2 separate regions of the Homo sapiens genome follow, and region 2 is linked to region 1. Evidence: chromatin loops called from intact Hi-C (ENCODE). Cell type or tissue: right lobe of liver. All regions are shown on one strand. Each heading gives the region's core, and the rest is flanking DNA. Links, peaks and the distances in the headings are about the cores only.

Region 1 (12,028 bases), core at 1,950-9,949:
CCTGTGTCCTGGGGTGGGACCTCTTTCAGGTGTAGGGGAAGCTGCCACACCTTCAAAGGCCGATTGGACAAAAGGCAGTTCTCCAAAACTCATTGAAGGACCACTGCCTCATATTACCGAATTGACTGGTTTTTCAAAAACTTGTTTAAGAAATATTCTTTTTGGCTGGCATGGTGGCTCACTCCTGTAATCCCAGCACTTTGGGAGGCCGAGGAGGGTGATTCACCTGAGGTCAGGAGTTCGAGATCAGCTTGGCCAACATGGCGAACAAAACCCCATCTCTATGGGTGTGGTGGCACACACCTCTAATCCCAGCTACTCAGGAGGCTGAGGCAGGAGAATCACTTGAACCCGGGAGGCGGAGGTTGCAGTGAGCCGAGACTGCGCCATTGCACTCCAGCCTGGGTGACAAGAGTGAAACTGTGTCTCAAAAAAAAAAAAAAGAAAAATTTTAAAATTATGTTTAATGTACATTCTTCCAATGGCTATATTCCATTTTAAGGACTATTTAATTTGTCCAAAGTTCATAATACATTTGCTCTTCTAGTGCTCCTCCTCCTCTTCTTCTTCTTCTTCTTCTTCTTCTTCTTCTTCTTCTTCTTCTTCTTCTCCTTCTCCTTCTCCTCCTCCTCCTCCTCCTCCTCCTTCTTCTTTTAGATGGAGTCTCGCTCTGTCACCAGACTGGAGTGCAGTGGCACGATCTCAGCTCACTGCAACCTCTGCCTCCTGGGTTCAAGTGATTCTCCTGCCTTAGCTTCCTGAGTAGCTGGAACTACGGGCATGTGCCACCACATCCAGCTAATTTTTGTATTTTTAGTAGAGACAGGGTTTTACCATGTTAGCCAGGATAGTCTCAATCTCTTGACCTCGGGATCCGCCCACCTCAGGCTCCCAAAGTGCTGGGATTATAGGCATGAGCCACTGTACCCAGTCTATTCTTCTTAAATAATATCCTATGAATATGTTTTTCACAGTATCACATGGGAACTTTAGCTTTTAGACTGATTGTTTTTAAAAACCTCTGAAAAAAAGTAATTTTCTGTCTTATCAGAACTTTAGCATCTGAAGGATCCTTTGAAGATTTTGTTAAATGGTCAACTCAACCAATTATCCAAATTTACTGCTTATCTCAAAATGTATTTCTCTTTTTTTTTTTGAGACTGAGTCTTGTTCTGCCCCACCGGCTGGGGTGCAGTGGCATGATCTCGGCTCACTGCAACGTCTGCCTCCTGGGCTCAAGTGATTCTCCTGCCTCAGCCTCCTGAGTAGCTGGGACTATAGGAGTGTGCCCCCACGCACGGCTAATTTTTGTATTTTTGGTAGATATGGGGTTTCACCGTGTTGGCCAGGCTGGTCTCGAACTCCTGACCGCAAGTGATCCACCCACCTCGGCCCCCCAAAGTGCTGGGATTACAGGCATGAGCCACTGTGCCTGGCCTAAACATGTATTTCTTTTAATTATATTTTTATATTTTGATTTCACTTTCAAAAAATTTTACATGCATTTTGTTCTGCAAGACTTAACAATGAAAAACAGCTGTCTCCTGTCTAATCCATCTTTGCTCCCAGTTCCCAACCATCAGAGGTAACTGCTTTTTAACAAGAAACAAGTTTCTTTTTTATTTGCCTTTATGCTTCCACTGTTATCACATGTCTATACCGTTATTTCTGGACTTTCAGTTTTATGTATAATCTACTCTCTTCTTACTTTGGAAGATTAGAATTTGCTTCCCATACCACGCTGCCCCTACTTCCCCTGGTACCATCTTCCTTATATGATCATCTCATCTCATAATTTTTGGTTAGATAAATATTGGGGGTTTATTTTGTGGCCATGTGAACAGTGTTGATAGCCCAGCAATGTAGAGTACTGTGATTGCATTTATTCTCTTGTGCAGCTTTCTGTTTTTCCTAGAATTGTTCATTTTCTGTCTATTTATTTATTTAGAGATAGGCTCAAGCTATATTGCCCAGGCTGAACTGGAACTCCCGGGCTCCAGTGCTAAGCTAATATCCTGTTCTTCACTCCATTTACATCCCTAGTTTTAACCTGGTTCCATCGATGTTTCTTACCTGAAATAATAATTATGATCATATTTGACAAAGGTGGTTTTCCTTCTTTCTGTATGATTTGACATTCTACTGTCAGGAAAAGCTTTCTCTTCTGTCCGGTTACTTATTCGTTTTTTTGTTTATAGCAGTTGGAGTCAGGGGTTTCTATTTTATTCAGTGGGTTATCATTCATTGCTATCATTATTAATTTTGATTTTTCAATTACACCAGATTTGGTGTGGCCCCATCCAGCTGGCCCCTGTGTCCCTTTGACATGTCCACACTATGCTTTGAATGCTTAGTGACTTTTTGCCACAACAAGGTGTTCCAGGTTCATCTTGTTCTTCCTCTCTCCCAGCCAGGACTCAGCCTTCCTCCAAATGGCATTTTGAAAACAAGATCTTGGCACTGGGTATGTTCATTGCTACCAGAGCATTGCTGCTCCCATACCTTCTTGGTGAACAGAGCTGAAAATACACACACACACACACACATCAAATATGCATATATGTATACACATATGCATGCAGGTGCATATACATGTATATATATAGACACACCTTTCTGTCTATATTCTCTCTCTCTCCACATAAACACAGATTCTCACCATGTGTTCTCACTGAGAGCTCCAACTCCAGCCCAACACTATGGGCTTCTTCAGTTTCCTCCTTTTTTTTTTTTTCTGAGACGGATTCTTACTCTGTCACCCAGGCTGGAGTGCAGTGGTGTGATCTCGACTTACTGTAACCTCTGCCTCCTGGGTTCAAGTGATTCTCCTGCCTCAGCCTCCTGAGTATCTGGGATTATAGGCACACGCCACCACGCATGGCTAATTTTTGTATTTTTTAGTAGAGATCAGGTTTCACCACGCTGGACAGGCTGGTCTTGAACTCCTGACGTCAAGTGATCCGCCCGCCTCGGCTTCCCAAAGTGCTTGGATTACAGGTGTGAGCCATTGCACCTGGCTTTTTTTTTGTTGTTGTTGTTTTGTTTTTTTTGAGACAGAGTCTCACTCTTGTTGCCTAGGCTGGAGTACAGTGTCACAATCTCGGCTCACTGCAACCTCTGCCTCCCGGGTTCAAGCAATTCTTCTTCCTCAGCCTCCTGTGTAGCTGGGACTACAGGTGCACACCACCATGTCTGGCTAATTTTTGTATTTTTTAGTAGAGACGGTGTTTCACCATGTTGGCCAGGCTGGTCTTGAACTCCTGACCTCAGGTGGTCCGCCTGCCTCCGCCTCCCAAAGTGCTGAGATTACTCGCGTGAGCCACCGCACCCAGCTGGTTTCCTCCTTTCTGCATCTGTGCCTCCCTGCCTCATCAAGGAGAAACCTGAATCCTCTTGTCCATGCTAAGCTATACCTCTGCTCTGCCCCGGTGCATACCCATCTTTGATTGCAGCAGGCTGCCGCCCAGGTCCAGCCTCACAAGGGCCACTGTGACTGTCATCCTCGAGCCTCATGATTTTGACTGGATGCACTGAGAAAGGTAGGCAGGCAGGAGGAAGAAAGGAAAGAAGGGAGAGATACAGAAAGGCAGCGAAGGGGAGAGGGAAAAGACAGGCAGGCATGGGATGGGTTTTTAAAGCTTTAGAAGATTTCTTGGATTTTCAGGAATGTTCAGTTTGTCTCTACCCCATGTCCCTGATGCTGCCACTGGAGGGGAACAGAATAGAGATCTAAGCCCAGTCTGGGCTGCAGGTCCCAGAGGTGAGAGGGATCTGAAGGCCCCAGATCCTGACCCCCCGTAGCCATGATGGCCTTGCTAATTCATTTCATGCACACAGTGGGAACTTTTACAAATTAAAACAAAATGAAAAAAAGCTCACTGGGGTGGCTCATGCCTGTAGTCCTAGCACTTCAGGAGGCCAAGGTGAGCAGATCGCTTGAGACCAGGGGTTTGAGACCAGCCTGGGCAACATGGCGAAACCCCATCTCTACAAAACATACAAAAATTAGCCGGGTGTGGTGGTGCATGCCTGTGGTCCCGGCTACCTGGGAGACTGAGGCAGGAGGATGGGTGGAGTCCGGGAAGTTGAGGCTGCAGTGAGTTGAGATTGCACCACTGCATTCCAGCCTGGGTGACAAGAGCAAGGCCCTGTCTCAAAAATAAATAAATAAATAAAATGTTTTAAGTCGGGATAGATTTGTTAAGCTCAATGATCTGGTGATATGGCACAGTGACCCTTTGACTAACTGACTTAGCCACGGTAGGTGTGGAAAGGGAAAGTGGTCTCTACTCACGGGCTCTGGGGTCCCTTCCTTTTGCACCCACGGTAGCTCTGCTCATTTGCATTAGTACTGTCTGGCTTTGGATTATATTTCTTTTGATAAAGGGTTTGAAAGAAAACTGAGCTGGGCGCGGTAGCTCACACCTGTAATCCCAGCACTTTGAGGGGCCGAGGCGGGCAGATCACCTGAGGTCAGGAGTTTGAGACCAGACCGGCTAACATGGTGAAACCCTGCCTCTACTAAAAATATGAAAAAATTAGCTGGGTGTGGTGGCACGTGCCTATAATCCCAGCTACTCAGGAAGCTGAGGCAGGAGAATCGCTTGAACCCAGGAGGTAGAGGTTGCAGTGAGCTAAGATCACGCCACTGCACTCGAGCCTGGGCCACAGAGTGAGACTCCATCACAAAAAAAAAGAAAAGAAAAGAAAGGAAACTGAGCCTGAGTTCCAGTCCTCCTGGGCCTCCTTGCTGGGTGACCCTGGGCAAGCCTTTCCTTCCCTGAGCTTCAGTTTCCTATCTGGGAAAGGACAGGTTGGATGCTGAGTTCTGTGCATCTCAGTGTCAGGTGTGTTGCACACATAGCTGGGGACCAGCCACCAGTGCCCAGGGAGGGCCACCAGTTCCCCAGGCAGGGGAGGGAGGAACCACTTTCCCCACCCTCTTCCAGAGAAACAGGTCACTGGCTGGGCTTGGGCCTGCAGCCAAGGGGAACTCAGAGACAATAAGCCCAAGTCACCCAGCTGGCAGGTTGTGCAATTTCCACCAGCGCCTGCAAACAAGATGTTGGCCCCTGAACTTTGGACTCTGGGCAGCCTTCTCCCCACCCCTCAGACCTAAACCACCCAGTTTAGGGGACAAGGCTGGGGGTGGGCAGGGTGCTCACTTAGTTCCAAGGACAGCCAGGTGGCTCTGGGCGCCTTGAAGAGAGAGGGTCCCACCAAGGAGGGTGTCAGAGCACCTGGCTGTGGGGAGTCAGTGGAGGAGGCTGGCCATTGGGGAACTGTCAGAGTGTGTGTGTGTGTATGTGTGTGTGTGTCTGTGTCTGCATGTGGACAGGCGGCACCTGTGAGCTGAGTTGCCTCTGCCTATGCATGGAGCCATGGTTACTCTCAGGGGAGTGACATCAGCAGATTGTCGGATGCTGGATGCTGCTTTGTGACTGCAGGGTGGTCCATGCACGAGTCTGTGAGGGTATGATGTGTGTCCTCGTGTGTGAGTCATCCTGGCTATTGATAGGCGTGTGTGTTATCTGTTTGCATGCATGTATGTAATGGGGCCCATGGCAGAGTGCAGATAGGTGAGACTGCACACACGTGTGATTCTGTGGGGGCACGTGCAGGTGTGTGGCTCTGATTGTGTGCCGATGAGTGTGCATGTGGGTGTAAATACACGCATGTGTGCACAATGGTGGGTGGGCATGTTTACCATCAAGGATACGTGTGTGTGTGTGCATGCCTGTGTGAGCCCCATTTGCTGGGCCTGTGGTCTCTGTGGTGGTACTATGGTTTGTAAACACGCATGACCTCTTTACTACACATGAGTGCAGGTAACATGGATGTCCACGCAAGTGCCAGTGTAGGACCCGTGTCCCTGGAGCTTTGGCCCAGCTTGTCACACGCTTCACCCCCTGTGCCCCTACCAACCTGTCAATTACTTTCATGCTTCCAGCAAGTCTCTATTCTGAACCTCAGTTTTCCCATCTGAACTGCATAGGAGGAGGTTGGACTGGATGAGCCCTCAGGCTCCTCCTACCTGTGCAGCGACTTGGATACCGCGTCACAAAGAACATGCAAACATGAGGAAAGTGAGAGCCCAGAACGCCTAGAATTTACCTCAGTCCCTGGCTGAGGGACAGGAAGCTTTGAAGTGACAGATGAAGCTAGGGACCCAGATCCTGGGATAGGGCAGGCCCAGCAAGGGCCTGAGGGACCCACTGTCTTCCGTCTGGTGAGCCACCACCATGGGCTGGAGGGAGGGGACTGACTGATGGGACCTCTGCCGGGGAACCTGGAAGGGCAGATGGGAGTGGGGAGGCCAAGGTGGGAGGACATCTGTGAGCAGCCTCCAAAAGGAATCCCAGAGACACTAGGTGGGAGGCAGTACCACCCCTCTACTCACAGAAAGGAGTCTGTCCCCACTCCTTTGTTCCTTAAGGAGTGGAACCCTGGGGCAGCTGTCTTGACACAGAACGAGCCTTCATTCCCCTTAGGGCTGGTTCCAATATTTGAGGCTCCAGCCTGATTTTCAACAGATGCTGAAGGGGAAGGAATGGATACCCTGCTGAATGCCTCCCCTGTACTAGGCACTTTGCTAGTGTGCCAGGAAGGGCTTCTTTGCCCCCTTCACTACTTTCTTCTCTCCCCTGGTTCTCGACAGCTCCACCCACCCTTTGTGCAATAAGTCTTCAGGAAGGTGAAGTAGAGAGACAGCAGAGTAGCGCAATGCTACTCCACCTATGTCACAAGAGACAGTCAGTGGTAGCATGAGAAAGCTTTGCTGTCTTGTAGTAAGTTTACTGCAAAGAGCTAGAAGGAGCTAGAGCCTCTTCCATTAGTCCCGCCTGTGACATGCCCTCAGGGGTCTGATGCTGCCCCTCTAGGATAAAAACTCTGTAAGTGGAGAAGAGAGAGACAATTCTTGGGCCAAAGATGCCCGCTGTAAAATTCAAGGCCAGTCAGAAAAACAGAAACCACTCTAGGTATTTCCAACAGAGGAAATTTAATATAGGGAATTGGTTACCTGGAAGAGGGAAGAGCTGAAAAGCCAAACAGCAAATGGTGAGGCAAGTGCTTGTTCCACAATGGCAAAAGGTGCTACCACTTAGGGGTGGAGAGACAAAAGGAAGAGGCAGTGATACTGCCCAGGAGTAACTTGAATCATCAGAGCCACCTGGAGACTTGGAACTGCAGATGACCGGGTGGTTCTAGAGCAGCCAAAGACACAGAAGAGAGCAGCCTGTGCTGGGGAAAGGCCACTCCCACTCCCTCCCTAAGCAGAGGGAGGGAGAAATACCCAGATTGTCCCCTCCTCCCATGCTCCAATCTCCTGCCAGTGCTTCCCCTTGGCCCAACCTAACAGGAAGCCAGTTGGCAAAGGAAACTGGGAAAAGCAGTTTGCAGGAGAGGGGCAAGCACACAGGACTGCCCAGCACACTTGCCCACGATGCACACTGCAGGGGCTGAGAACGTGTTGGGAAAAGCAAAGAAATACTTGGCAGTGTCCCCAGGACTCTGGGGATATGATTAACTGTTGATCAGAGTTTCATGGACTGAACACACATACGCTTCCAGGGAACACACTGAACACACATACGCTTCCAGTGTGACCTGCTCCGTGAGTGTGGCTTCAAATTGTCTCCACCACAGGCCAACAAATTTAGGACAAGCCTCCCTCCCCATGCTGCAGTGGAGGAAACGGAAGCTTTAGGAAGAGAAGTGCCTTCTACAAGCTCCACGGCTGGAAAATGGGCAAAGTCAGGACTCAAACCCTGGTGACTCCAGGGCCCCAGGCCTGGGAAAAAGGTGAGAAGTCAGGTGTCAGGTGTTACCCTTGGGAGCAGATGCTGGTTATTGATCTGAGTTGGAGGCCCTGGGTAAAATTCTGAGAAGGAGAGCGGCGTTGAGCTTGAGTGAGGCTGACTGGGGAGAGAGCTGTTGATGGTGAAATGGGAAGGGGGCATAGTGTAATGGTTAAGGGTGGGACTTAGGAGCCCAACAGTTTGGTTCAGATCAGCTCTGCCATTTACTAGTTGCGTGACTTGATCTCTCCATGCCTCAGTTTTCTCTTCTGTTAAATAGGAGTCATAGTGATCACAGTACTTGCTTCATAGAACTGTCATGAGAACTAGCGTGTTGCATAAGCGATTGCTAGGATCATTGTTGAGTCCTTACGCTGAGCCAGTACTCTACCAAACACTCTACCTACATTATCCTATTTCATTCTTAAAAACAAAATATCGGCCGGGCACTGTGGCTCACGCCTGTAATCCCAGCACTTTGGGAGGCTGAGGCAGGTGGATAACGAGGTCAGGAGATGGAGACCGTCCTGGCTAACACAGTGAAACCCCGTCTCTACTAAAAATACAAAAAATTAGCTGGGCGTGCTTGCAGGCGCCTGTAGTCCCAGTTACTTGGGAGGCTGAGGCAGGAAAATGGCCTGAACCCGGGAAGCGGAGCTTGCAGTGAGCCGAGATCGCGCCACTGCACTCCAGCCTGGAAGACAGAGTGAGATTCTGTCTCAAAAAAAAATATCGGCCAGGCGCGGTGGCTCACACCTGTAATCTCAGCACTTTGGGAGGCCAAAGTGGGCGGATCACCTGAGGTCAGAAGTTGGAGACCAGCCTGGCCAACATGGCAAAACCTCGTCTCTACTAAAAATACAAAAATTAGCCGGGTGTGGTAGCACATGCCTGTAATCCCAGCTACTAGGGAGGCTGAGGCAGGAGAATTGTTTGAACCCAGGGGGCGGAGGTTGCAGCAAATCGAGATCACGCCACTGCACTCCAGCCTGGGCGACAGAGGGAGATTCCATCTAAAAAATAAAAAAATAAATTAAAAAAGGTCCTTTTTATTCCCATTTTTACATGTGAAAATACTGAAGCTCTGAGACATAAAGCAACTAGGTTGAGGACGAGCATCAGTAGGAAGTAGAATATGACTGCAAAGTCCTATCCCTGGGCGGCTGCACCATTCCCTGTTTTGTTTCTCAGTCCTTCCATTGGAAGACAAGCCCCTGTATTAAATCCCTTCTGTTCAAAACCTAGGGCATTTCAGGCTTCCTGATGAGATGCTGCCTGATACAGTAGTTACTGTTTATTGTGGGTTTCCTGGGAACGGGCACTCTTCTATGCACTTTACATACAGTAATGTATCTAATCATGCCCTGCTCATCCTATGCATTAAGTGCTATGATCTCACTCGACAGCAGAGGAAGGAGAGGGGAAGCCACTTGCCTGGGATCCTGCAGCTCATGAGGGGCAGAGCTGGGGTTTGAGGACATGAGGTTCAAATCCAGAATCCACATCCTGACCCATGGCAGGAGACCACCCTACTTGCTGTTGGCCATCACTACTGCCAGGCAGCAGCCAGCCCACCAGAGCCTGGCCCTGGTGGCAACCAGTTAGCCTCTGTGACCTCCCCATCTGACTCCATCTTCCCCCTCTGCTGTGGACCTTGTCTAATTTCTACCCACTTCAGAGACTAGGACAAAGATGGCATCTCCAAGGCATTCTCTTCTCCAAGCTGAAGACCCCTGTGTCTGGGAGGGGCTGGGAGGTGAGGTGGGGCCTTCCTGGAGGATACTAAAAGGGCTCCTAACCCTGGTGTCTCTTCCCTCCCAGCCTGTCCCTCTTATGCCACTCATGGCATCAATCCGTCCAGAGGGACACTCCGATGACTCACCCACCACAGCACTTTCACTTCCTTCTTCTCCAGAGGAGGCGTCTGACCTGCTGCAGCTGCACTGAAGGGCCTCTTCTCAGGGGCTTCCAAGGCTATAGGGGGCGGCCAGGGGCCCTGCTGCAGCCTTGAGGTCCAGGCCTGGGGCCTAGAGTGCTGCCTCTGTAGGGAGCAGAGTGACCGGAGGGGCTTTGGGCCTCCTTGCTAGAGACTGGCTTCAGCTGAACCCTGTCCAAATTGTCAGTCACCCTCAACACCCATGCAGGGTTGGCACACAGGGAGATGGACCTTGAGTTTTTTTTTGAGACAGAGTCTCACTCTGTCGCCTAGGCTGCAGTGCAGTGCAGTGGTGCGATCACAGTTCACTGCAGTCTCCACTAACGGGGCTCAAGCAATTCTCCCACCTCAGCCTCTCGAGTAGCTGGGATGACAGGTGCATGCCACAACGCCCAGTTAATTTTTGTAGAGATGGGGTTTTACCATGTTGCCCAGGCTGGTCTTGAACTCCTGGGCCCAAGCGATCCGCCCACCTCAGCCTCCAAAAGTATTGGGATTACAAGGGTGAGCCACCATACCCAGCTGACCTGGAGTTTTAAAGCTGGAGTTGTATCTCTCATACTTCCTGATGGCATTGAAGGGACCCATATTCATTCATTCACTCATTCATTTACTCCTTTATTCCCTCATGTAACAAATCTGTCCTGGGCTTCTATATACCAAGCAGTCCCTAGGGTACCAAGAAACCAGGGCTCGCCCTCTGCCCATGAGGAGCTCATGGCCCATCTATGGGTGGGGGTTGTGGGAGTGGCGGGTAGCAGGGCGGATCCATAAATAGAAAACCCCGGTACAGTGAAAGCGGGCCTTGGAGAGGGCTGGGGAAGCCCAGGCAGTGCAGTGGTTGTGGTTAAGTCACAGGGCACCGCAGGGTGGACCTAGGATTTGTGAAGTCTGAAGCTTTTCAATTTTGGAAGCCCCATCTGTAGAAACAGAATACAAAATTAGATTCAAAAGCATTTATTTAGAAGGAGAAAACAAAACCCAAGACAGTATCAAGGGCTTGGAGATACTTCTGAGATCCCTTCACACAGTTTACCAGAAATGTTTACATGGAAATGCTTCCTCATTACAAGCTGGTTTCCCTCTCTCCCTAGAGTACTCTATAGCTCCCAGCTACTCCAGGGGTGCTGGGAAGGGCAAGGCTGAAAATGAAGCTTTGCTAGGGTCACAATGCAGCCTCCTTGGAGCAGGCAAGTTGCACAACACTGATCCCATCCCAGTCTCAGAGGATAGTGCATGGTTCAATGACCTAGCTGTGGAGTCAGACCTGGGTCACACTCCCCACTCAGCCATTTTCTGACTATGCCACCTTGGGGAAGTTGCTCATCTCTGAGCCTTGGTTCACTCGTCTGTAACATGAAGCTATTGATAGAACCACACATTGTGTTTTTGTAAACATTCAATGAGATCATCCATGCAGAGCAGTTCATAAACATGAAGCACTGGATGAACGCCACTGTCACAGTGAATGCCACTATTCATGATGAAGGTCTGTGGCTGTCTTGTCCTGCCTCTCTCTCTCTCTCTCTCTCTCTCTGTGTGTGTGTGTGTGTGTGTGTGTGTGTGTGTGTGTGTGTGTGGTGGGTGGTCAGGGAAGGCTTCCCAGAAGAGGTGACATTGGTGTTGGGCCCTAAAGGAAAATGTAGAGAAGGGCATTCCAGGCAAAGAGAATGGTGCATGAAGTGACTGGTGTCTTGAGGAAGGGAAGAAGCCCAGCCAGCCAGGAGCAACCTAGAGGGATTCTCTAGCCTCTGGGTGGCCATATTAGGGCTGGGCCTGAGCTTCCCAGGCCCTCCTGGTTGCAGCCCCAAGGCTGCAGCCTGGCAGAGGCCAACTGTTGTGTCTGGGTGGGTGGGGGGTGCCCAGCTTGGTCTCTGCTATGCTGGCAGAAGTTTCAGCCTCTCACCTCTCTGCCTCCCCTGTTTCCGGTCCTCCACTTCCTTCCCCTCCACAGACCACAGAGGCGTTTCAGAGGAAGCTGCTACTTATTTTAGCAGTAATCCCCGGACACCCCCACCCACAGCTGCCCCTGGCCCCCTTACAAGGCACCAAGTCACCCTCTGAGCCCCAGCCCACGGCACTCATAAGTGAGGAACAGGCCCTGTCCCCGGGCCAGCCCTGTGCACCCCTTCCCCACAGCACAACAGGGAGCCTTGAAGCTGGGAGATGTGGCTCCAAGTCCGGCTGTGACACTAACTTACTGTATGATCTCCTGAAGTCCCTTCGCCCTGCCAGGCCATGTCCCCATCTGTGACATGAGGCCCAACGGTGGACAGGCCCCGACCTCTGGGCA
Region 2 (12,028 bases), core at 2,283-10,282, 49 kb before region 1:
AACGTCACATACGCAGTCTGCTGTTGACCAAAGTGTCCTTATATGATGGTGCATCCCGTATTAAAACTCAAAGGCGCCCCTTCTCACAGCTTCACTTTGGACTTCTCAGACCCAAATAAACAAATAAATGCAGGGAGGATCAGAAATCAGTCACAGGGACAACACGATGCACTCTCCACAGCACATGAGGAGCAGGGCTCTTGCAGATTCACGAGGCAGCCTGGAAATTGGGGATACAAATGAATTCCGTGGCCGCCGACCTGCCTGGATGGGGCCTGCGGGCGCGCTCCCGTGAACGCGGGCCTCTCTCGTCCCCAGGAAGCAAAACAACTTCTCTGACAGGGAAGAGAATAAACGACACGCAGAAATAGGAATTTAGGGAAGACAACACTTTCCTTCCTCTCCCCAGGCAGTGCTGGGAGCGTCACAGATTTTATCATTTATTCTCACAAGTCGGCAGGCATCGGCCTGGTTTTTCACAGGAAAGCCGAGAGAGGCTGAGGGTGCCAAGGGGAGAGCCCTCCGCTGCCCCAACACCCAGCAGGAAAGGGTAGGAGAAGGTGGTGGGATGGGAGAAAGAGCTGAGGATTCTTTGTTTTGTTTTTGAGATGGAGCCTCACTCTCTTGCCCAGGTTGGAGTGCAATGGCACAAGCTCGGCTCACTGCAACCTCCGCCTCCCATGTTCAAGAGATTCTCCTGCCTCAGCCTCCCAAGTAGCTGGGATTACAGGCGTGTGCCACCATGCCTGGTTAATTTTTGTTATTTTTAGTAGAGGTGGGATTTCACCATGTTGGCCAGGCTGGTTTCGAGCTCCTGGCCTCAAGCAATCCACCTGCCTTGGCCTCCCAAAGTGCTGGAATTACAGGTGTGAGCCACCACACCCGGCCCAGCCAAGGACTCTTTTTGGGTGGAAGTGCGGCCTCAGGTAGCTGAGAGGCTCAGGAATGTCCACAGTGGCATCAGCACCTGGGCCTCCCCACTGGCCTCTAAGTCCTCCCAGCCTTAGCACCGTCATTTTCCACACGCGCCACCAGACACATATTCCTAAGACCCCATCTCCCCTTCCTTATCCACCTTCAAGGTTTCTGGGTTGCCATCCCTCCTGAGCTTAGCACCTAAGACCCCTTGACCCATCAAGCCCAAGCCCAGGTGATGTCTGTCCTCCACCACGTCAGCTCCACGGAGCCACTTATGGTTCCTGCAACTGCTGTTTCCCACCTCTGCACCTGCTCACGCAGTCTCCCCATGCTCTAACTGCAGGCCTTCGCCACCTGGCCAACCCCTACTGATCTGAAGGGTGCTCTGATGAACGAGCCACAATAGCAATAGGAGGAGGAATTATTGTTTAAAAAGCTAATAGCTAATATTTACATATCAATAATAACATACTGTTAGGATTTGCATGTATGGAGGAGGGGCTGTGAAGATTCAGGCTCAAGCACTGGCCCCTCTGCACACACTCCAGCCACACATAGACAACCACTGTTCCAGCCACTGTCGTCCTGAGTCCACGGGGATTCAATGGCCCCTTCGATGTACCACGGGCTCATTATTGCTTCATGATTTTTCTTTTTCCACTCTTGCTCTTAGGCTGACCCTATGGCTTCTGTGGGCCTCGGCCTCACCCTGCTCCCAAGCCAGATCCAGGTATGAAGGGCCAGGGTCAGAGGAGAGTCAAGGGCAAAAAGCACATTGCCCTCCTTGACTGATGAGGAGACTAAGACCAGGGCCCCAGCCCACCCTTGCCCCAGTCACCCATCCAGAGATGATTCCTGAGACTCTGGAGCCACTGAAGCCCCTGGGGAGCATTTCTTCTGACTTGCAGCCCAGAATTCTTTACTCCCTGATCCAGGGGTCTCCAGGTAGGAGCTCAGGCTGTGGACACCAGGTGCCCGGCACTGTTCCAGGCTGCTCCCCACTTCTCCCCACTCTCCCCAGGACAGCCCCGTTCCCCCTCCTCTCTCCTGAAGTTCACAGCCGCCTCCCAGCCCCCCAGCCTCCACGGGCCACACTCTGCTTCAGGGGGGCCACTCCCCTGCTCAAAACCTTTCCAAACACCCACCTCCCGCAGGATCAAACCTAACTGTCGTTTAAAGGATCACCGCAGCAGGCACAATGGGTATGTGAGTCACAGAGCTGGTTCCATCCGTCCCGCTGACCTATCTGTCCCCAGAAAAGGCCTGGGCTTTGGACACAGTGGTCTCAGCATCTCAGCTGTCCCCATGGCCACAGGCCTGAGGAACAAACGAAGGGTGCATTGCTCCCTCCCCTCATTACCGTCACCGAGGCCTTTGCCAGGCCAGGCCCTGGGCTGAGCACTGGGACCACAGAGGAAAGTGGCTCAGTCCTAGCCCTGGAGGGGATCCTGGGGCAGGGGACTGGCCATTAGTGGGCCTCACAGGGTGGGGGGCCATGTTGGGGAAGATGCAGAAGGGGCTATGGAGGCACCAAGCAGGGGTTTCTAAGCAGTGTGCTGAGGTCAGAGGAGACTCCCCAGAAGCAGTGATGTCTGAGAAGTGAGAAGGAAAGCATTACAGACCCAGAGAACCAGGAGCTCCGCCTGGCAGAGGACAGGGCCCGGCAGGCGGGGGCAGGCAGCTGGAGCTGACACTTCTGAATGCTGACCCCGTTACCCATGGGTTCTGGGCTCCATGACCGTCATCAACCAGGTCACCCCTCCACAGTGCTGGGAGTGAAGATGAGGAAACCGAGGCTCAGGCAGGTGAAACCATGACTCAAAGACATCCGGCAAGTTAGTGACGTGGATGAAATGGCCCTGGTTTAAATAAGTGGGCACCTACATCTCATCCCTAGAAGTTTAAAATTACGTTTTTAAAAACATTCACTGTAGGATTCCAACTGTTGGCTCTTTGGGGGCTGCAGAGCCTTCATCAATCCTTCCTTCTGTTATCTGTGGAATTCCCACTGTGTGCTGTGCACAGTCTCACCCTCCTGGAGTTTACTGGGATGGAAGTGTGGTGAGGCACACGATGAACTAATCACAAGAACTAAGCAGAGCTCGTGCCCCTGGGGTCCCTGCTCAGGTTAAGAATTGTACTAAGTTAGGTCGGTCCTTTTCACATCCATCTTTTCATTCCTGTGCACACAGCAGACATTGCTAATCAATGCCAGTCTCCAAAGCCTTCTCAACATGGCATCTCGGGCAGCCCCTATCAATCTATCAGAGCCGGCACTGGAGAGGACAATGATTGCCAGCCTTGCTACAAATGGACATGCAGAATGGCAAGCACAGTGCGTCAGACCGGTCAGCTCCCAACCTCCCTCCCTCATTCTCAGGATCCCAGACCCCTGAAATTCTATCAGATGTCCAGGTGGAATACATGATATTCAGCATTGTCCTCGATCAGCATTCTTACATGAAAGCAAAAACCCTCCAGATGTCTGCTCACTTTCTTGGGGAATTGGGAGGTGATGCTGGGACAGGCTGCTGACAGGTACCCGGACTGTGAGTCCACACTCTGCTGCTTCTGGAGCCTCAAGGAGGGGCACTGCTGGTCCTCCACGAAAATGGACAGACTGAGGTTCAAACTTCAGTGCTACTGCTCATGAGCTGTGTGACTCAAAGCAAGTGTCTACACTCTCTGGGACTCTGCTGTTTCATCTAAAAATGAGGACAGAGATACCACTTCCCAAATTTTGGCCAGCACAGTGCCAGGCATCTGTCAGCAGCCCATAAATGCTGGGTCCCTCCTTCCCTTCTTCTGAAGTCAAGGGGCTGTGGTACACAGGTGTCAAGCCCCGTTCACATCTGCCACTGGGGCCATCACATGCCCTGCCACAGCGAGGCTCACACGGGACATGCGCAGGAAGCAGATTGGATGGGCCCTGCGGCCTCTGTCCTCCATGGCCAAGGATCTTTACCACCCAAGGAAGCATCCATTTGTAAGAGTTTTCTCTCCCTCTCTTTCTTTCCCTTCCCCTCTAAGCAAAACTGCCTGGCGGCCAATCCTGCCTCTGTCCCCAAGACAGTTCCAAAGGGCCCATCTCATCCCACAGAAGTGATGGCGGTAATTCCATTAATGGGAAGCAAGATGAATGGTACCCTGTGCCCAAAGTGTATGAGGCAAGACGGAATGGGGGGGCCATGTGGGGAAGGAAAGTGTTGCTGGAATTCACCCTCCGTTGGGGCCTTATTAGGTCCTGGAAGAGCCGCCGCACTCGCTAAAACCTGCTTTTGCCAGCAGAAGCCTCATTTTACAAATATACAACAACAACAAAAAAACCCGTAAATGGGAAGAAAACCCTGAAGATTACGCTCCCCTGCTGCAGTGAGGCTGCGAGCCGCCACTCAGAACTGAAGTCTTTAGCCTCCTCAACTCCCGCTTTAAATAAATGGCCTAAATGCCAGCTCACCATTTCGTGAATGCAGAGCACGGCTGTTTCTTTGCCGTTTAAGGACTGCTTGCCAACGGTGGGACGGGACAACTTTGGAAACATTTTCTTATAAAAGGCTTGCCTGTTCCAGATGCTATAAAACCCCATCACCCTGGCTGTCGGTCCCAGGAAGGGTGGATACGGGCCCCTCTGCTGTCACAGACACACGTGCCCTGACTGCCCGCTGTCATTTCTTAAGTCTTCTCCTGCCCTGAGAATCAGTGGCATTTTGAAGGCAGTTTCGCTGTGGAATGAGTGTCCATTTCCACAAGCATGCAAAGGGTTCCGTCCCCTCCCCCATTCGGGATCAAGCCCTGAATTGTTCTTTAGGCCTCAGTTTATCCAAATGCAGGATGTTGGGGAGGCCAAAGCTAGTCCGGAGACCACCATGGATGATGGCAGACAGAGCAGGTGGATGTGGAATAAGGCCGCCCGGGGCTGTGTGACCTTGGCAAGCCACACAGCCTCTCTGAGCCTCCACTTCCTCATCTGTCACATGAACCTAACCCCACACACCTCACAGCCTTGGAGCAAGGAGTCAACGCAATCCTGGCTCACGCGGAAATGGTCATTTTTCAGGCCAATTTTAGCACCAACAGTCTGTCTCTATTCTTCTCTGCAGAGCTCTCCTGCAGCACCCAGCACAGCCCTGACACATGGGCCGCTGAGAGTCTACTGCTTTGAGCAGAATCTTTGGTTTTTCTGCTGCCAAGAATTAAAAAAACATCCATTCACACTAGGGCAGAGTGGTTCCGATAGTGTGGTCTGGAAGCCACGGGCGTGGGTTCAAATCCTGACTTGGCAGTGGGCACACTGTGCTCCTCAGCAAATGATGCAGCCTCACTCAGCCTCCCTTTCCTCATCTGTAAAATGAATTAATAGGACCTGACTCTCAAGGTCACCAAGAGAGGTCGATGCGATCACATGTGACCAGGGCCTGGCCCAGGTGGGTCTCCATGACCAGCAGCGTTAGGGGGAGCGGTTGTGAGTCTCAGGAGAGCCTGGGGAAAACTCCCACATTGCAACTGGAAAAACTGATTTCTCAAAGACACCTTGAAGCAAAGCAAAGCCCGATGAGGCCTTCCCAGGACGCTGGGAGTGCTGGGACCTCACACGAAAGGCAGCATGTTAAATCCCCAGGGATTGCCCTTTAATGGAAGAAAGAGATTGAAGGAACTCCATTCTTTGTGGCAGCCATGGGCCACCACGCTGTCCCAGCTACCTCTCCCCAGCACTGCCTGGCCAGGAACCCTGCACCGGTTTCTTGTTTAGGAACCACAGCACCAGCCCTGTGCAGGCAGGGACTTCATGCCTGGGGCTCATTACTGTATCTCAGCAGAGCGCCTGGATCTGTGGGATGAAATGAATGAACAAAGAAAACAAGGAAGGGATGAATTCCTTAGGGAGGGCAGCTCTGGACTGAGAGCCTGCCCTGTGGCCTGGGGAAGCGCTCCCCAGAGCGTCACAGGGGCCACCAAGCTCCGAGCTCACCCCATACCATGTCGTTTACCATCAACACAGAGTATCAAAGGCCTCTTCTGGGCCTGGCGTGGAACTGAGGACTATACACCCTTACCACAATAGATTGGGAAAACTGCCCCAGAGACAGGATCTGCTATTACCCCTTGCTCCACAAATGGGAAAACAGAGGCCTGAGTGGGCGGTAACAAGCCCAGGAGACACGGGGAGCACAAGGTGGGTGTGGCTCACGGCCAGGTGTGCCTAACTCTGCCGCTGCCACCTGTCTCTCTGGGCACAAGTACAGCCACAGAGCTGGCCAGGCCTTGCAGGAGAAAAGCTGGAGCTGTGGCCCTGAGATCTGCTCCCTGCCAAGAACAAGGATGGACTGCTCAGGGGCAGGAGTGGACAGGCAGCAGCGCTGAGGTCTGGCCCCTGTCCTGCAGATGCAGATGCAGCAGACGGTGGGGGCAAGAGGCCCAGCCAGGGAGGGACCTCAGCCAGCCAGTGTGCCTGGGATTCGTGTGCAAAGAGCACTAACTCTGGGGCCAGCCGGGCCTGGGTTCAAATCTCAGTTTCCAAAGTGTGTGGTTTATGGCTTTGGACTGGCAGCTTCATTCTCTGAGCCTCAGTTAACTTCATCTGAAAAACAGGATCAGCTCAAAGTTGTCACGAGGATTAACGAAGGCAACACACGGAAAGTACTTGGCCGGGTCTCCGGTGCACAGTGGGTACTAAGTAAGTACCCCTCACCTGAGCCTCCTTGTCCATGTTTTCAGAGTAACCAGACGTCACTCCCTGTGGGTGCTGAGCCTCCCCATTTTGGGGCTGGGAACAGCGTGACAGCTGGTGGAATCCAAGCTCCTCACCCTCTCTGATCTCTGGGGCACCACGTGTTTGGCGTTGTTCCTGAGTGAGAAGGTTGGCAACCGCGCCACTCGATTTCTGACCCTTGTCACTCAAGGAGCGGAAGTCAGAGGGGTTGGGTTTGTTACTGCAACAATCTCTGGCAATGGTGTGAGAGATTAAGTCAGGGAGGGCTGACCATGGTGTGTCTTTGGCACCAGAGGCTCCGGATGAAGAGGGAGAGCCCCTGGCTGGCCGACTAACCTGCTGGGCCAGCAGTCTGCAGACAGTGCTTAACACAGAACTTTCCCTTCAAATCAGATCTGGCCCCAGCTCTGTGGAGAGAACCAACATAAGGCCCTTGCTCTGTGTGAAATGTGTGTGTGGGTGCTATGGCCCCTCCCATCAGGCTGGCTTCATGTCCAGGTGACCTGGCCCTGCCCTAAGAAGGGAGCCCCAAGCGTAGGGCTTCATGCTGTGCTTTCACTGTCCTGAAATGCTTCATGTCATCTTTGAATCTGTGTTAAGTGGAGTCTGGTGGAATAATGGAGCACATGCTGGCAGCACAGAGTCTCAGCTGCCTCCCCAGGACGGGTATTCAGCTGCCTGCTCCCGCACCCAGCAACCTCTGCCACCCGTTACCTGCAGCAGGGGCCCGGATGCAGGCAGGAGGGTCGGGGGCAGGTGTGCCCACACCTGTGAGGTCTGCACTCACCCTGAAAGTATCTTGTGTCCAGGGAGTGAGACATTAAATAGCAAACAAAAAACATCATGACAGATGGAAAGAGATTGCAAAGGAAAGGAAAAAACTTTTGTGTTTTTTTTTTACTGCTTTTTGAACAAGGGAACTTGCATCTTCATTTTGCACTGGGCCCCACAAATTTTGTAGCTGGCCCTGTGTTTTATTTCCATGGACTTCTGACCCTTCCCCTCCCACTCTGGGGACCTGGGGACATCCCTAGGCCTCTGCAGAATGGGAAGACACCACTAGGTCTAAGACCATCCCTTCCCAAGAGGCTTCTTGGACACTCAGCCCCCGCCCTGCAGGTCTTGTGGGGTGAACTTCTAGGGTTGGCCGTTCATTGCCGTCTTGTGTGCCAGGCCCCGCTCCAGGTGCTGAGGATGTCTGATCAACCTTTCGAGGCCTCTGTGCTTGAGGGGCTCCAGGGCACAGAGAAGTAACGCAACAGGCAGGACCAATGGCAGCAGATGCCGGGGGATGGAGCACATGGGGAGATGGAGCACTCAGTGGCAAGCCCCACAGACAGCATGGGGGGGGGGCGTGGAAGGAACGGCTACTGCAGCTGGCACATTCCAGGTGGCTCCCAAAGGCAGGGATGCTGCGGTTGGCTCTAGGAGACTCCTCTATAAAAGGGGAACACCTTGATTTAACTGGCTGGACTGTGGGAGACTGAAAGGGCTGTCAGTTGATTCCTCCCAGGGCACTGCAGGGAGAGAGAGAGGCTGAGGCAAAGGCTCAGGGGCCACAGGACACTTATATGGGGGACAGTCTGCAGTAAACTCCCTTAATGACTCTGCAAAACCAACAACAAAGAGAAGGGCAGAGGCTCAAGAACCACATTTCCTGAGCACCTACTATGTGCCAGGCACCGGGCTGCAGTGGCCCTTCCACACGACTCCCTGCCCCTCCTAAGCTATTCATTCCTTGTGCCTTCCAATCCCATCCGACATTTTACAGACATCACCTTCCTTTCCTGTGATTTAGAAAGTCCACCGAGGCAGGCGGATCACTCGAGACCAGCCTGGCCAACATGGTGAAACCCATCTCTACTAAAAATACAAAAAAAAATTAGCCGGGCGTGGTGGTGGGTGCCTGTAATCCCAGCTACTCGGGAGGCTGCGGCAGGAGAATTGCTTGAACCCGGGAGGCAGAGGTTGCGGTAAGCCAAGATCGTGCCATTGCACTCCAGCCTGGGTGACAAGAGTGAAACTCCATCTCAAAAAAAAAAAAAGTCCAGTTAGCACCAAGCAAGGGGTCACCCAGGCAGGGGTGGGGGGTTTTCAGATATGACCTGTCACCCCTAGAGTAGCACGGCACAGTAATTAAGAGCTAGAATGCAGAATGGGGTCAGCCTGGATTTGCTCCTGGGCCACTCACTAGCTGTGGGGTCTGGGGTGGACCACTGACTTGCCCTGGGCTTCAGTTTCCCCTCTGTAACTTGGGGTTAATAAGAGCCCCACCATCTGGGAATGCTGTGATGATTCAATGACATGGTATCAGTGAAGGGTACAGCACTCGGCAAGCGCTCAATAAATGTCAGCCACTGTTTTTGTCATAAAACCCCAAAACATCACATCAGAAACCCAGGTGTCCTGTGACGCTTCTCGGGATCACAGGAATCTGCTCCCTCCTTCCCGCATCTGCCGAGACTCTGCTCCGAGCCTCCTCTCTCCCCCATTGTCATGTCGCATCAGTCCATAAATATTTAAACAACATGTCATCAGATTATTATAACATATGATCTATAGCACTGATGTGCTGCAGTTCTGTGCATTTGGGCTTCATTTTCAGAATATCGAGACATAAAATATTTATGTATTTAGCCAACCACGCGATCTCACATTCTGTCTCAAAATGCTGGGTGGTGGCAAGACGCTGAACTGAGACACAACGTGTGAAGGGGATGCCTTGTTCTCACGTCGGTTCCTGGGGCATCTGGATTGTTTCTGGTTCATTCTGGGGACGTCACCACGTGGCCTGTGAACAGTGGCTGACTGGGTATATCACAGCAAGCAGAGAGAGAGCCAGGACTAAAGACCCCATCAAAACACCACAAGTGTCCAAACCACTACGGACTGTGCCATTTGCATTTCTGCATCTCCATGAGTCTGCACACAGTAGGTGGTTGTTAAATGTCCACTGGGAAGTGAATGCATTCACCTGTGGCACACAGCACACCCTATGGGCTGGCACACAGTAGGGACTCAGTCATATTTGTTCTGTTTCATTCCACCCCCAGTACCCAGCACCAGGCCAGGTACATCAGCAAACAGTGCTGGATGAATGGCAATTGAAGGAGTAAATGTGTGACCAGATAAACCACTTAATTAGCTAATAAATGAATGAGGGATAATGACTCCCTATCTGCTGGTCCAAATTACACTGTGTAAGACCCTCCTCCTGAGAAATAAAGGCTCTCCAGTAACCTGCACTGGGTAGGAAAAGGGGTTTTTCTGGGTCATTAAATATCTCAATTGCTAACATTAGCACATCACAGTGACCATATGTCCTGAAATTTTCAGGACTGGGTAATTTCAAAGATGCCACCCCATAAGCCATTTGAGCATCCAGAGACTTCGCACAGCAGACAGCATCTTCCAAACCATCTCTCCTGTCCCTGAATGGCACTAAATACTTCTACAGATCACAGCCCGTTTGGGAGTTTGGAAAGTGGGGCCATGATGTGTCTCACCTACAGGTGATCAATGTCTGAAGACACAGAACACCATAAAGGTCTGTGCGAGTGAAAGGTGTTAGCTCAGAGTACAAGTATTTTCTCTGCATGTTTCCCCAGGAAGACGGGGCAGGGACCTCATCTGATTCCTGTGTGTTTCCCCAGGGGCCAAGAAGGCATGTGGTGCTCAGCCGTCCCTTGCTGAATGGCATCATGAAACCTGGTCACAGGGCTTCCTCATTTCAGGGTCCCAGTGGCCAGCTCAGGGGCGGCCCAGCACCTGGTGTGCCCATCACCCCTTGGAGAAAACCACAGAATGTTTTCCAAATGCCACGCTGTCACCACTAGGCTGGCTCCAAGAGCAGGCGGCTCCCACACTTGTCCCAGCGTCTGCACAGACAAAAACCCAGTCCTCATTTCCTCTTGGGTTAGGTAAGGAGGCTGGCATTTAAAACACACACAAAAGGCCACTACATTCCCGGAGGAGACGAACAAAGGAAATGTACACACACTGACTCAGTCCGGCACGCCGTGCCCACTCGAGGTCCTGTTGTAACTGAATCCAGGCGGACTCGACCGGACCTGCCAAGCCCAGGGGCGGACTCCCTCTCCTTTGCTCTCTTCTGTGTGCCATGTGGTGCCCAGTGATCCTGCCATCTGGGCACCCACGCTGGTGGCCCGCCAAGGCCACATCAGCTGCAGAATCTTTCCTCTTTCAATGCTGGGTTTCCTACTTTCTAAGATGGGGTGTAATCTGGGGTCCTGCTCATTTGCCAAAAAGTCATGTCTGTGCTCAGAGGTGGCTTGGTTAGCCTTTCCTCAAAGCAACCCCAAAAGATATGCCCTCTAAACAAAGTGTGTGCTTGGTAGAAAATGCAGCTTTAAGACACAGCACTGACCCATTCCAACCCAAAGCCCTCCTATGCAGACATGTGGGAGCTGCCTCGGCAGGGAAGGGGCATAGGAAGGAGAGCCTGTAACTCTGGGAGGTAGAGCCCTTCTGGGCTTAGGTTCCTCCTCATTGGAATAATTCGAGGATGAGCATTTCTCTAAGAAACCTCTTCTCCCAGGGAAGGGCCAGCTCAGCTCAATACAGCCCTGCACAGCCCACTGAGGGGAGTGAGGAACGTTTGCTAACAGATTCGTTCACTCCATATAAACATTCTCCAAGGATCCGGCCGCGTGCCTACTTAAAACTTCCCATTCACTCAACAAATATTAATTGAGCTCCTCCTATGTGTCAGGCACAATGCTGGCCATGGAGAACACTGTTGTGGTCCACAGACCAAGTCCCATCCCCTTCTAGAGTGCATGTTCAGTCTGTGAGGCAGGTTACAACTATGCGATGACAAGACGGATGCTCAGGGGCCCTGGCATGGTACCTGGGTGCACACTGTTCCTTCCAGCTGCCTGGGGGCCCTCACACAGGTCCTGAGCTGGGCAGCTGGTCACTTCCTGAGGGCACATCCTGGTCACTTCCGGAGGGCAGCCTCTGTCCTCCAATTTTCAGCTCAGACCCCCATGCTGTGGGTGTCCTCACAGCACTCAGGCTGATGCTCGTCAAGCACCACAGATCCTGGACTCTCTGGGTCTCTGTTTCCTCATCTATAAAATGGGCAGAACGATACCCACATCACGGCATCACTGGGAGGATGAAGTGAGTTCCCTCAGGTTAAGGGTTAGATTAGAACATGGCCCACAGTAAGTGCCTGGTAAGGCCATCTACCGACAGGAGCAAAGGCCAAAGAAGCAGGAGGAAGTTCCACAGCCCCACCTCTCACCCACCGGCCCCACCTGCCTCTCCACCTTGGGGTCTACCTGCCCTTCACCCCAGCCCTCTCAGCCCTCTGGCAAACCCCACGTCTCCCTCCAGGTGGGTTCAAACACCCCTCACTGCCGGAAGCTCTCCTAC

What was found. Peaks named below come from ENCODE experiments on the same cell type or tissue, not always from the same donor. Only the 100,000 strongest peaks of a DNase experiment are listed, where the experiment ranks them.
Region 2: a loop joins it to region 1, with 1.9 times the contacts of the local background. A loop is called at or near these places in 9 of 110 quality-filtered maps.

Annotation. Positions count from the first base shown.
Region 1 is chr9:124,216,537-124,228,564 of GRCh38, reverse strand. No RefSeq gene overlaps it. Among named protein-coding and RNA genes, the nearest start is that of NEK6, 35 kb to the left of the region's middle. RefSeq lists enhancers at 9,456-9,815, 10,386-10,545, 11,455-11,534. In right lobe of liver, for the core only: no CTCF peak of the experiment used is centred there; DNase peaks (open chromatin) are centred at 4,994, 5,374, 7,404 and 9,684; H3K4me3 peaks cover 1,621 bases; H3K27ac peaks cover 5,411 bases.
Region 2 is chr9:124,266,023-124,278,050 of GRCh38, reverse strand. The region is part of intron 1 of NEK6 (NIMA related kinase 6); the gene reads right to left. LOC124902268 (a long non-coding RNA gene) reads right to left here. Exons shown (of 2, transcript XR_007061765.1): 2 at 7,511-8,145. Among named protein-coding and RNA genes, the nearest start is that of NEK6, 14 kb to the right of the region's middle. In right lobe of liver, for the core only: no CTCF peak of the experiment used is centred there; DNase peaks (open chromatin) are centred at 6,090 and 6,820; H3K4me3 peaks cover 537 bases; H3K27ac peaks cover 6,784 bases.